2 separate regions of the Homo sapiens genome follow, and region 1 is linked to region 2. The links are chromatin contacts, found by Hi-C or POLR2A ChIA-PET in ENCODE. All regions are on one chromosome and are shown on one strand. The core of a region is the stretch at or near the end of the contact, and the rest is flanking DNA. Distances in the headings are between cores, read along the strand shown. Region 1 overlaps FAR1 (fatty acyl-CoA reductase 1). Region 2 holds the start of PTH (parathyroid hormone).

Evidence for each region. Hi-C counts contacts between places; a loop is a spot of excess contacts on that map. ChIA-PET counts read pairs that join two places held with the same protein, here RNA polymerase II (POLR2A).
Region 1: a map of Calu3 shows a loop between it and region 2 (2.0-fold over the local background). The contact joins the enhancer-like site here to the promoter of PTH in region 2. A Hi-C loop is called at or near these places in 1 of 168 maps with a recorded cell type or tissue (Calu3). POLR2A ChIA-PET finds 5 or more read pairs at or near these places in 1 of 52 experiments (naive thymus-derived CD4-positive, alpha-beta T cell).

The regions. Positions count from the first base shown.
Region 1 is chr11:13,676,009-13,682,852 of GRCh38, forward strand. All of the region lies in intron 1 of FAR1 (fatty acyl-CoA reductase 1), which reads left to right. Among named protein-coding and RNA genes, the nearest start is that of FAR1, 11 kb to the left of the region's middle. RefSeq lists an enhancer at 4,532-4,691. Within about 2 kb of position 4,568, at least 2 of the 41 ENCODE cell types and tissues checked have a DNase peak (open chromatin) inside an H3K27ac peak, as active enhancers do.
Region 2 is chr11:13,493,979-13,501,688 of GRCh38, forward strand. It overlaps PTH (parathyroid hormone), which reads right to left and starts at 2,019. Exons shown (of 3, transcript NM_000315.4): 1 at 1,933-2,019. RefSeq lists promoters at 1,952-2,702, 1,964-3,023, 2,016-2,178, an enhancer at 2,393-2,414 and silencers at 5,339-6,504, 5,340-5,440, 6,174-6,291.

The DNA of each region.
Region 1 (6,844 bases), core at 3,318-5,817, 180 kb after region 2:
TACGTTCAAATATCCTTGGGGGGTCTGTGGATTCTGTCTTAATAATTTATTCTTTAATGTGTAGGCAGAAAGCATACTGCTAAAATTCAACTCAATTATCTTTCTGTGTGTTCTGCTTGCCTTTTACAAACAAGTGTTTTTAATTATTAAGAGTGATAAAATGATAAAGCTTATTATTGCAAATGCCTAATTAAAAAATTAGACATTCTTAATTGAATTCTTGGGGAAAAACAAGCTGTAGCCAGTTTAATAAATAGGAATTATTTCACTAAAGATTTTGGAATAAGCATGTGGTACTTTATTTATGGCTCCTGTCCATCCTGGATTAACAGGAAGTAGAATATATGACATATGAATGAATAAATGCATAAATACCTTTTTTTCCCCCAGAAGTAAAAACTTTGACTTACTGTGTCCTTAGGCAGTTAAGATCTGTGGAGGAAAGGATCTGCTAAAGTATTTTGAGGTTCACATCTGTGTTGAAACAACCAGAAGTAATGCAGGAGCTTAGAAACTGTTTTTGGCTGACAAAGGATTGATTCTCAGTGGAGCCCTGAGATACAAGTGCTCATAGTTCACTTAGTTTGAGGAATGGCCCTAAATGAGTTTCTTAGAAATAGGTGGTTTTAAAAACTTGTGGATTGTAATTAAAATGTAATTATGATAATGATTATGAGCATAAGCAGAATTCTCAGGAGATAGGAACAGGTGAATTAGCTGGTAATGGGACATTTGACCCCACAGAGCTGTGCACAGACTGTTCGAAGTTCAGTGAATATTAGGTGAATTGCTTTAAAGTGATACCCTTGTGACCTGTTGGAGTTAATAATTTTTCAAGTACCTAATCTACTAGTAGGAAACAACTTATTCCAATACATAGTAGTAAAAATACAGACTGTGAAAGCCAGAAGAGATTTTAACAATCAGTGATCTGGCCTCTCCTTCAATAAATTTAAAGAGTGATCAGAGAGGTTGACTTGCCTAAGGTCTGTTGGTTATGGCAATCCCAACAGCGTTGTTTCTCATTACCTGATTTTTGGTAAGTCTATTGTGCTTATTTATTTTGTTTGTCTTTTCATTCTGGATCTCAGTATTTGGAGAAGGAAGTATATTAACTTTAGCATGGTAACTAGATTATTGGTAAATTGGCTAAGAATTCCCTGAAATGTTATACCATAATGTTTTTACTTTGCCATCATATACTCCTTCCATCTTTAACATAATAACCCATAGTTACAAGATTTATTAGGGTAGGCGTGTTTTAGGAGCTTAATTCCATTCCACAGTTGGAAACAGATATTAAGAATCCACAGTTCTTAAAACATTTTCCTCATGCTTTTTTATACCTTTCTAGGATGATCTTTGCCTAACAGCATTTAGTTGCAAGCTGTGTCTATGAACTTGGCAAAGTTTTAAAAATAAACTAGGAAAAGATTTTTGAGAAGAGAGTTTGTTATGGGATTTAGTCATTTAAATACATTCCTAAAAGCTGTTTTTTCCCCACTCAAAACTAGACACTGGAAGGATCATTGACATCCAGGTTCAAAGAAGTTACTGCTTACATGACTGATCCCGATTCTGAGTTCTTTTGCCACATTTGGTTCATGTGGAAAGGCTGGCTGGGGCTAAGACTTGCCCGTACATTAGCGACATCATAGCCAGAGTGAGGACCCTTAGAACAGTGCCTGTCAAGCTTTTTTAGTCCTAGCCTTTTGGCTGAGTCATTCTTTAGCTCAATAATTTCTACTTTCTAATGGAATAATAACACTTGTCAAGGTATAAGCATTTTTTGGGAAGAGCTATATGGATGGTTCCTAATTGAATCACAAAAAATATGCTTGTCATAAAGTCTAGACTAATTAGAAAACTGCAGGCCTCAAATCCTAGTGATGGAATTGTATCAATATATTCTCTACAGTTATAATAAAATAACCAAAAACTAAATTGATAACGATGAGCCAAACCTAATGGTAATTTAATTAAAAGGCAAGAATAATGACAATTGAAAACGAAGACCAACTAAAGACAACACAGTTTCACTGATGGCAAGTGCCCCTCTTGAAAGTTACGGACTTCTACGTTTTGAGTATGCATATGTGGTAGGAGCTTGCAGCATTGCCAGTTGCAGCAACTGGATATACTAGTGGAATACAAATTGAAGTTTTTGGTACATTCTAGTAAAGTCTTCATTTTTGCAACTCTTGGTAACTAGCTTAATAGTTTATTCATAAGTAGCTTTATGGATTAAAGGAAGGTCATGTTTTCTTTTTTTTTGAGACTGAGTCTCGCTGTGTCGCCCAGGAGGGAGTGCAGTGGTGCGATCTCCGCTCACTGCAAGCTCCGCCTCCTGGGTTCATGCCATTCTCCTGCCTCAGCCTCCTGAGTAGCTGGGACTACAGATGCCTGCCACCATGCCCAGCTAATTTTTTGTATTTTTAGTAGAGACGGGGTTTCACCGTGTTAGCCAGGACGGTCTCGATCTCCTGACCTTGTGATCCACCCGCCTCGGCCTCCCAAAGTGCTGGGGTTACAGGCATGGCCACGAAGGTCATGCTTTCTAAATCATTTATAGTCCATCAGGAGGCTTGGCCCTTTCTTGGAAAATCATTACTTTTGAAGGCTGGTTTAGTAATCCTTGAGCTTCTCATGAGCATTATTTCCCTAGCTGTGTTGGGACATTTATGAAGAGCAGGGCTTAGATAGAATTTAGTGGGTCTTTTTTTTGTTTTTTACCTCAGGACATTTGTAATCTTTGATATGCTAATATACATCTTTAATCTGGTTGGGATAAAGCATATAGTTTCCTAGCACCATTTACCACAAATGCTGCCTTGGAGGACTGAGTCCTGTTTTTAGGTTCAGGCTTGAGAACAAGATTCAGAAGGCAGCCATAAGAAAGTGACACAAGAAAAATAGAAAATACAGCATATATATGAAGCATACATAATTTACCTTTGTTAATCTTGGGCGAAGCGGTATGTAGTATATATGTAGTGTTCAGGGTAAATATGGTATGTTTTCCTATAACATCGGTTTTACTTCAGTAATTTGAAATATTTTATATAAATCTTCAGGTATATTGTGAAGTCAAATTTTATAAATTTTTTTTAGCAAAAAAGATATTGCAATTCTGTTATAAAAGTTTGAAAAGCTCTGTCTTTGGTAGTACAGTTAAAATATTAGTATATCTTTGTATATTGAAATATGTGTTTCACTTCTCTGAGTCTGAAAGTGTTAGGATTAAAATTTCATGTCTTAATATGAAAACATTATTATTAAGGTAAAAAGTGATCAAGCACAATAGTTTACCTAAAAAAAGAGTCATGTATGACTTACGGGAATTACTTTATTTAAAAAAACTGTTTTCTTCCCCTAGAAGGAAATTGAATACATGTTTTTGCAAGCAGCAGACTGTTTTTTCCCCCTCCAATTTCTCTAACTTAACTAATTGTTAGAACTATTTACTTTTTTGTTATTTTGGGTGCTTCTTCCTGTTTATTATTCAGTGTTATCAAGCTGTGTGTTAACAAGAACACAGCCCACCTTCTGTAGGCTTTATAGTAGAGAAGTTACCCTACTGGTTCTGGCCTTAAGGACAGAAACAGAAACAAAGGAAAATGTATATTATTGAAAAATTTGTTTTCTGATCAGCAGATAATTTTAGTGCTACAAAACTGACATTTCCTCTCTCATAGAGTAGAATTTGACTTTTTAAAGGTGTCTTTATGTTTGATTTTTACATCACTCAGAGGAATTCTGAATCTTATTTTTCTCAGTGTGTAACATTTCCCAGGATAGTAAGATCCTAGAAGCATTTTAACTCTTGTCAAAGTGCCATGCTTATGGAACAGCATCATTATATGAAACAGTTGTATAGTGGCCTAAGAACTAATGAACGTCTTTAGATTCCTTACTACCGAGAAGTGCCTTGGGGGGAAGTATTGGGGAAAATAGGATATAGACAGTTAAATATTGGTAAATCAGTGCTTGTGTAGGCAAACAAAGTGGCCATTATATCTACTTCAATGGGTACTTACCACAGGGTTGGACACTAGCATCTTTTATTGAAAAAAGAAATGTTAACCAGGATGCTACAGCTGATCTTTATTTGTGGAAAATGCTCAATAAGCCTTAATTTTTGAAAAAGGAAAAAGGAACCCACTGTTATTAGGAGCTTGACTACACTAAATAATTTGTACACTTTGGGTTTGCATTTTGGCTCTTTTTTTGTTGCTTATAGATTTCTTTCAGGTGAGGTTTTCTTTTTTGAGATAGGTTCTCACCCTGTTGCATAGGCTGGACTCAAACTCTTCGCCTCATGCACTTCTTCTGCTTCAGCCTCCCAAGTAGTTGGGCACACAGTTGTGTGCCACTGTGCCTGGCTCAGAGGATGTTTTCTTTGATGTTGAGTCTGTCTTAGTCCATTTGTATTGATATAAAGGAATACCTGAAGCTGGGTAATTTGTAAAGAAAAGAGGTTTATGTGGCTCACAGTTTTGCAGGCTGTACAAGAAGCACGGCATCAGTATCTGCTTCTGATGAGGGCCTCAGGAGGCTTCCACTCCTGGTGTAAGGTGAAGGGGAGCAGGCATCACACAGTGAGAGAGGAAGCAAGAGAGAAAGAGGAAGAGCTGCCAGTCTCTTTTCAACAGCCAGTTCTTGTGGCTGAGAACTGAGCCAGTTCTCACTATGAGTGAGAACGCTTAGTGGCACCAAGCCATTAATGAGGAATCTGCCCACATGACCCAAACACCTCCCACCAGGCCCCACCTCCAACATTGGGAATCAGATTTCAACATGAGACTTGGTGGGACCAAACAAACCATATGTAAACCATAGCAGTCTTAATCAAAACATTAAGTGATGATTGCAGTTACCAAAATATAGTAGGAAAAACACTGGAGGATTGGTTTTCAATGCTTCAGATGGGAATCTATCAGAAAATCTTAATGGATATACTTAGCTCGAGGCTTCTTCATAATCTAACTTCTGTAAAACAAGTTGTCTTGCTTTTGACTAGAGGTGTGTCAACTCCAGATGGTAATGCTGCAGAACTTTGCTCCTTAGTTCAGCTAAAACCAGGTTCAGGAGTTCATAGTTAATTGAACATGGGAAAGTTAATTGAACATGGGAATGTGAAATTCTCGTTCAGTAGATGAGGTTATTGGGTAGACAGAATATTTCAAAGTGTGAGATCCATGAGTCCATATTTTTAAAATGGGTTTTGAGTGGCTAAAAAAAACAGTAAGAAACAACTCTTCGTTGTACCGTAGTCCTGTGAAATAGGTCCAACATGGGTTGGTGGTTGACAGTCTCAAGAGTAACAGGCAGTTACTTGATGCTGTTTGTGACAGACTGTATTTTCTAAGGATGGTTGCAACAGTATTTTCCATCGCACATGTGTGAGCTTGTACAGACCCTAACTGTTCTCTCATTCTGAGGTGGGATTTAAGTCCCTTGAATTTGGGCAGTCTTGTAAATCACTTGTAGCCAATAGAATGTGGCAGAAAATTACACTGTATGACTTCCAAGGCTAGGTCAGAAAAGGTGAGAGAGCTTTTGCCTAGCTCACAAGAATACTGGTCTTTAAGCCATTAGCAGCTTTGTAAGTATCTGACTATTCTGAGGTCCCCATGCTATAAGGAAGCCCAAACTATCTCATGGGGAAAATCGAAGAGGCTAAAGTCCGGAGCTAGAACTGCTCAGCCAGAATTGCTTAGCTGAGCCCTTTACAAATTCCTAACTCATAAAAATTGTGGAAGAAAATAAAATGGTGGTTGTTTTAAAACACTAAGTTTTAGAGTGATTTTGTTATGTAGTGATAGGTAGCCAGAATACTCCATTCCATACTACTTTCCCATCCATACTTTTAAATTCTGTGCTTTTTTATTATTATTATTATATCAAGTTTTTGAACAAAGTAGTGGGCAAGAGTTTCTCTGAGTTTGTGACAGGATTATGTTATGTGCTCTTCTTCACTTGTAGTCTTTTCTGCAAAATAATACAACCCAAGCCTCATCCCTGCATATCTTAATGGGCTTTCCTTTTAGAAATACAGATTTTTAAAAATATATATCTTGAAAAAGGCTATAGGTCATGTCATCCTTTTGCATTCAGCCTCTGGCATATCTGTATTTCTGAAGCCTGGCATTAATGTGTTGTTTTGTTCATGAAGATATTATTGTATCAAACAAGCATTTGTTGGCCATTTTACAGTGTGTCAGTAACAATAGTAGTAGTGAAATCATAGACAACGAATATTTAGACTGTACTGCTTTCCCATTGATGTCTTTCTCATTTATACTTCATTTTTCTGAATGTTTGTGGAATATTGGAAATCATTGTTTAAAACAGAGGTTGGCAAACTATGGCCTGCAAACTGTCTTCCTGTTTTTTTAAAGTTTTATTGGAACACAGCCACACCCATTCATTTATTTATTATCCATGGCTGCTTTTCTGGTACAGTGGCAGAGCTGAGAAGTTGTTGCTGAGATTGTATGGTTCACAAAGTGGAAAATACTTGTTACTTGGCCCTTTACAGAAACCTTTGCCAGCTCCTGGTTTAGACTGTTTCTTAGAAGTTGATTATCCTTTTTACTTTTTTAGTTTTTTACTTTTGAGGCAGGGTCTCACTCTGTCACCCAGGCTGGAGTGCAGTGGCACAATTATGGCTAACTGTAGTCTCAACCTCCTGGGCTCAAGTGATCCTTCCACCTCAGCCTCTCAAGTAGCTAGAATCACAGGTGTGCACCACTACAACTGGCTTATTTTTGTATTTTTTTTTTTCAAGGTGGGGTTTTGCCTTGTTGCCAAGGCTGGTCTCAAACTCACGGGCTCAAGCAAT
Region 2 (7,710 bases), core at 769-3,268:
ACTGACCTTTTTTATGTAATTATTTCCTCATTCACTCATCTATAAATATTTATTAGTGCCTGTTGTTACCCATGTCTCCTTGATTTTCCAGAAAAATAATTCATGTTTTTTTTTTCTTCTCATTGCTAAGCTCACTTAGAAAAATTAGGCACCATTTAAAAGACTTGGAGAACAGACCAGCGTGGCTTCTTGGGCACAGCTGGATGGTGCTGGAAGCCAGGCCTGGGATTTGGAGAGAAGAGTCTCCAACAGATAAACCCACGGAGGTCACCAGCCCTCCCTGCATCTACTCTCCTAACAGCTCAGGATGGCCCTGTTACACTACTGCCAGCCCTGGTGACTCGCTTTCTTAGCAATTTTTAAAGCCCTCTTCATTATGTACTTCCTACTTAAAATTCAGAACCTCTGTGATAAGCAATGCCTCTGTCATACAGAATGCTGGATCTCAGTTTACTGAGCCTCTCCCTGTAGTGTCACAGGCTGTGCACTCACCTAGATGAGCCCCTAAGAGCAGGGTTTGCTTCTGCTTCATCTAATGCCACATCTTCCCTCAAATGTGTGGTCACCAAATGTTCTGCAAAAAGGGTCTCTAGCTTTTTACTTTTCTTTTTGGCAAATTAAGCCCTTTAAAATACTTCTGACCTATCTTTATACTCAGATCTCACCTCATCTCAAGTTTTATGGGGTAATGCGCCAGTGAAAGGTACAGTGGTATTAGTGAGTTCTGAAGCTTCTAATTACATAGACAATAGAGGCTGGCTGGTGAGCCATGCTTCTCATGCTCCCTTCTGTCACACTGCAGAAATCTTAAGCTACAAGAGGAATGAAAGAGCCTATTTTTGAGAAATCCCCCCGCACTGCATTTTATGTTGATTATACCTAAATGTTTATAACTTGCTTGAAAATGCCTAATTTTCTTCATAGTGTAAATTGTTAACACTATTTACGTAGCAAATCCTTTTCTTAAGTAACCTTCATTTCAGGCATTGTAATAACCATAAATACCAAACTAATAGGTGCTAATCTAGAGATTTTCACTAAATTAATTCACATTTCTCCTAGCATTAAAAATAATGTGTCAAAGCATTTAAAAATCATCTGATTAATTACTTGTGATATGGATTTCGAGCTTTATCTCTGAATGGAATGCTTGTTTGTAGCTTATTTCTTCAACTTATTTTATTAACAATTATCTTTTAATATAACTTTTGTCTCTTTCCTCGTTTCACATCAGTATAGGATATTCTTGCCTTAATCTGCATTTCAGTACTTGCAAAGGCTGTTATTATAGAAGTGCTTTTCCTTAATGCTCAGTGTACTACCTTTTAACATACACATAGAGTAGTTATGTACTCCTATTTTACAGGGAAACTGCATCATTTAGAAATAGCATAGGAAATACTGTTTTCAGAATACAGCTGTCATTTATGTAAAGGAAATAAATATTTACTAGTCAAACTGGGCTTATCCAACTTTAGTATACAGATTGGGCTCTTTATGAGCCATAAAATAAATAATCTAGATAAGAATACTCTGCAGGAAAAACAGAATATTAACTCCACTTAATAAATTTATAAAGATTATTTAAATCAGAACTATTCATTCACCATCAACCTGTTTTATTTCAAAATTTTGACACCGATACTATTATATTAAAGCATAGCATGCCAAATTTTAATGATTTTTTGTTGTAATTTCAGATGAGGTTTTAAAAGGCAAGGTATCTCAGAAGACTTTAATCAAAAAGGATTTTGTGATTTGAGTAGCATTAATTTATTTTGTATGTGGCATTTTATATTAAACATAACTCAAACTTCTTAGCATTTTACCTTGAAGAAACAACATGGTATTTGTAGAAATGGTACACATTAAATAATAACTTGATTATCAAAATCTCATGAGATTCAGAAGTGAATTTTTAAGTTTACTTACCATACAATGTCTTAGAACAAGATCTTCGTTCAGGTATGTTAGTAGCTGATGCTGAGTAAACTAAAGACAACTGATGAATTGGACTGCAGACCCCTTAAATGGTGACTTTTATATATAGGTCTTCTGCTTACCAAGAGAGGCTCTTTTATTGTTACAGATGATGTCACTCCCAATTCTCTGGATCTCAACTATAGGTTCAAAGCAGCACATACACACACCCATTGGGCGGTGCACACTCTTCTTAAGTTTCAGATAATTGGATACTAAAAGGAAAACAGCATTTGGCTTGACAAGGGGCTTATGCAAAGACTTTTAACAAATACAGAATTATACCATCGAGAAAAATTCTATGTGGATTAATGAATCTGAATTTATACTGTAAAAAGACTGATTTCAAAGGTTTATGATAAAGTCATTATCTTACTTGAAAATAAAACCCAAAAATAAGTGTATTTGTTATAACCGTACTGTTGGTACAGTTTTTATGGTAATAAATCATAAATGTTAGGCTTACTTTACAAGCCATTTTCAACCAATCCATGTCACTTCTGGTCATCTTTCAAAAAACAGATATAGCCCTTTTCTTAAAGGAAGTGTTAAGAATAATTTGAGAAAATGCTCTTAGTACATAATTACTTTAAAAGCTTCAAAAGTGAAATTATTTTAAAATTTATTTAACTTATATTTTATTTGTGCATCTTAATCTATAATAATAACATTTGATAAGCACTAACTGCATGCCTAACTACATATATTATCCCACTAGATCTTCACAGCAGTCCTTTAAAGTTAGTACTTAAAGTACTAAAGTTAAGTGCTTATCCCCATTTTTACATGAGGAAACTTAGGCTTGGAAAGCAGAAAAGATGGAATTCAACAAAGGTCTTTATGACACCAGATTCTTACTACCTCAGTTTCTGCCTAGAAATACAGCCCTTCTTTGAACTCCAGTCTTCTTGACTTTAATTTGCAAAGTCATCTGAAAACACAGCAAAAGCTCTTTGCAACATTTTCCCCTAGGGGTTAGGTCTTTATTCTCATGTTCCCTAAGGGATGATGAGAGCCTGCTCCAAAACCTATTGGAGGCATGATGCTGCCACATGTCTGACTTCAAATATTCCTCCAGCAATATTTTCCTGGTCCACCTGTCAAAACACCCTGAATGTCTTTGATATATCTAGGACTCCTTTAGACAGCTTTGCCTTCCCACCAAAGATCCGGTGCCAGAGTGGGATCAGTTCTCTCAGCTCTGGTCCCATCCTGGCTTCATGTCATCCTTTTTCCTACTAGCCATTGTCAAGGTTTGACTCTACCTTAGGTAAGAGCCAGTACAAATTTGAATAGTAACCGTATGGAGTTTATAATGAGAGATATATACTAGTCCTGTCCTAGGAGATTCTCCACTCTGGGTTAACCTCACTTAGAGTGTTGCTCCAGGCTCCATTTTAGAAGCAGTAGAAACAAATGGGAACATACACTGAGGATATCAATCAGTTTGGTGAAAATGTTGAAAACTATAACATGAGAAGTAGTTGAATGAAACTAGAAAAGTCTGAGGAAAAAAAGACGGGATGACTTTATAGCTGTGTTTAATTATTTATAGGGTTACCATAAGGAAGAAGGAGTATTCTCTGTGGTTTAAGAAGGAAGGGCTGGGTTCATTGGGTTTAACTTGGACATTATAATTGTCAAAATAAGGAATCAAGTACCTTCTCAAATAGTGATTTCTCCATCACTGAGAATATTCAAGTAGAAGGTAGATGAGCATTTATCAGGCATACTATAGAGATTCATACATAGAAGAAAGTTGAACTAGATAACCAAGAGGTCTCTTTTAACTGTAAAAATCTGTTGTCTTGATCTTTTTAAAGACCTCTTCTGATGCAAACTCTACATGTGATGTTTGTGTGTCATTTTTCTGCTATACTCTGTTGAGAAGAAGAATTGGAAATACAGATGGTTTTTCTTTTTTCTTTGAGATAGGATCTCACTCTGTCACTCAGACTGGAGTGGTGCAGTGGTATGGACATGGCAGCCTCAACTTTCGGGGCTCAAGCAGTCCTTCCACCTCAGCCTTCTGAGTAGTGGGGGCTATAGGCACACAGCACCACAACCAGCTAATTTTTAAATTTTTGTGGAGGCAGAGTGTAGCTAAATTGCCCAGGCTGTCCTTGGCTCAAGCAGTCCTCCCACCTCTCGCTCCCAAAGTGCTGGGATTACAGGCATGAGCCACCACACCCAGCCACTAATGGATTTTTATTTTTTAACTTTTAAGTTCAGGGGTACATGTACAGGCCTGTTATATAGGTAAACTCATGTCGTGGAGGTTTATTGTACTAATTATATCATGACCCAGGTATTAAGCCTAGTGCCCATTAGTTATTTTTCCTGATCCTCCGCCTCCTTCCACTCTCCATCCTTCAGTAAGCCCCAGTGTGTGTGGTTCCCTTCTTTGTGTCCATGTGTTCTCATCTTTTAGCTCCCAATTATAAGTGAGACCATGAGATATTTGGTTTTCTGTTCCTATGTTAGTTTGCTAAGGATAGTGGCCTCTAGCTCCATCTTGTTCTTTTTTATGGCTGCCTAGTATTCCATGGTATGTAGGCACCACGTATTCTTTATCCAGTCTACCACTGTTGGGCATTTAGGTTGATTGCATGTCTTTGCTATTGTGAATAGTGCTATAATGAACATACGCATGCATATGTCTTTATTATAGAATGATTTATATTCCTTTGAGTATATACCCAGTAATGGGATTGCTGGATCAAATTGTAGTTTTGCTTTTAGTCTTTGAGGGATCGCCACACTGTTTTCCACAATTGTTGAACTAATTTACACTCCCACTAACAGTGTATAAATGTTCCTTTTTCTCCACAACCTCACCCATACCTGTTATTTTTTGGCTTTTTGATAACAGCCATTCTGACTGGTGTGAGATGGTGGCTCGTTATGGTTTTGATTTGCATTTCTCTGATGATCAGTGATGTTGAGCTTTTTTCCATACGCTTGTTGGCCACATGTATGTCTTATTTTGAAAAATGTCTGTTCATGTCCTTTACCCACTTTTTAATGGGGTTGTTTGTTTCTTGTAAATTTGTTTAATTTATAGATGTTGGATATTAGGCCTTTGTCAGATGCATAGTTTGCAAAAATTTTCTCCCATTCTGTAGGTTGTCTCTTTACTCTGTTGATAGTTTCTTTTGCTGTGCAGAAGCTCTTTAGTTTAATTATATCTCATTTGTTAATTTTTGCTTTCATTGCCATTGCTTTTGGCATCTTCTTCATGAAATCTTTGCTCATTCCTATGTCTATAACAGTATTGCCAATGTTGTCTTCCAGGGTTTTTATAGTTTCGGATCTTTAATCCATCTTGAGTTAATTTTTGTATATAGTGTAAGGAACAGGTCCAGTTTCAATCTTCTGCATACACAAATGGTTTTATAAACACATTTTTTGCATTGTTATTATAAAGCCATGCTTAATATTCTGATTTGGAGATTTTTCCCGCTTTGGGTAAGTTTAATGTAATTGACAGCCTTCTAGGAGTGATGCAATTATCACTTTCTTGTTCTTCTTTCTCTTACACTTATTTATAGAATAAATTGTCATACCAAGGCAACCACATTATTAAACTAGTTTTACAGAAAAATAAAGCAAATAGTTCAGACAGTGGTCACTCATTTGTTCACTCAAAAAAATGCGTTGAATACTATCTGCCAGGGGCTGTATTAATCACTGGATAATTGAGACATAATCAATGCCTTGAAATTTAACACATAATTATAATATAATGTGATAGGTATTATAATAGGGGTATGAACAAAGACTTATAAAAGCACAGAAGAGGAAGTGACAATTTCCCTAAAGTTGTTGGAAGCTGTTTTACTGAAAAGCTGAACTGTCCTGACAGGTGATTGTGTTTTCCATCAGAGAAGGTAAGAAAGGACAGAGGGAACTGCATGCGCACAGGCATGCAGGCAATGAAGACTGAATAGACGCAGTGGCTCACACTTGTAATCTCAGCACTTTGGGAGGCCAAGGCAAGGGGATTGCTTGAGTTTAGGAGTTTGAGACCAGCCTGGGCAACATAGCAAGACCTCATCTCTCCTAAAAGTTAAAAAAAAAATCAGCAGGATGTGGTGGTGCACACCTGTAGTCTCAGATACTCAGGAGGCTGAGATGGGAGGATCACCCAAACCTGGAAGATGGAGGCTGCAGTGAACTCTGATCATGCCACTGTACTCCAGCCTGGGCGACAGAGTGAGACCCTGTCTCAAAAAAAAAAAAAAAAAAAGACTGAATATTGAGTATATGCTTGTGGATGGAGAGGGAAAATGGGGAAATGGATGATGACTCCAAAGAAGTAAGATTTGGGTACAATTTTGGAAGATTATTGTGTGAATGCCAAGGAGTTTTGTCTTGCAGTCCTCTCTAAACTCTAAATGTGTGCATGAGTAATATTGTTGTGTCCTTCAAATTTTTCAAAGGACTACTTGACCTTCCCACAAAGCAGTAATATAGCTGCCAAGACTTGATATATAGTTTATCTGAACCATCACGTTCTGGACCTGCAGGTATTAGATAGAAGGAAATCACTTAGGAGGACAGGGTTAGGGGATATGTGGGCACAAGAGACTGATGACACCGTGACAGAGAAGAGCTGAGCACAGCTTTTTGCTTTGAAAACGTCAGCTTTTCTTAGCATTCTAAAGTACTGAAGCTAGGGTCAAACAATCTAATGTATTCCTCACATTTGGGAAGGACAAAATACCATGTGTTGTGCCCTGTTCCCTTATGGAAGGTTTAAGTTAAGACGGATACTTTTTCCTTCTGTTTGCTCAATAGGAATTAGTACAGCTTTGGGAATTTGACATCAACAAGCTTCCAGGGCTGAAAAATCCAGCTACATCTCTCTAATTCCATGTTTTGTGAACAGATTGGATAATTTCTACTCCCTTTTTTTAAAAAAAAAAAACAAATTTACTGAGGTTCAATTGATATACAAAGAACTGTTCATATTTAATGTGTACAATGTGATGAGTTTGGACATACATGTTATCCCTGTGATACCATCACCACAATTAAGGTAATAGACATAGCCAGCACTTCTCAAAGTTTCCTTGTCGTTTAGAAGAACACAACATGAGACCTACCTTCTTAAATTTTGAAGTTCACAATGCAGTATTATTAGGTATAAACACTATATTGTATAGCAGATCTCTAGAACTTATTCTGAATAGTGTCTATCTTAATGGTTGAGTCATTCTTTTGCTCCAAGCCCCTCTGTGCAATGAGTTACTGAGCTCCTTATTATTATTATTATTAATTTTTTTGAGACAAGGTCTCAATCTGTCACCCAGGCTGGAGTGCAGTGGTGTGATCTCAGCTCACTGCAACCTCTGCCTCCAAGGCTCAAGGGATCCTCCTACCTCAGCAGCCTGAGTAGCTGGGTCCACAGGAGCATGCCACCATGCCAAGCTAATTTTTGTATTTTTGGAAGAGACGGAGTTTCACCACATTGCCCAGGCTGGTCTCTGCCTCCTGGGGTCAAGTGATCCACTCGCCTCGGCCTCCCAAAGTGCTGAGATTACAGGCGTGAGCCACTGTACTCAGCCAACCAAGCTCCTTTTGATCTGTCAGAAAAAACTTTCCTCTCTGCTTCCTTTCACCAGCCCTAAACTTGTTTATAGTTAGAGGCAATGAACAAAATGCTTAAAGTGACTTAGCACATAATAAATGATTAATATTCCAAGTATTTATGATAGTATTCTGTTC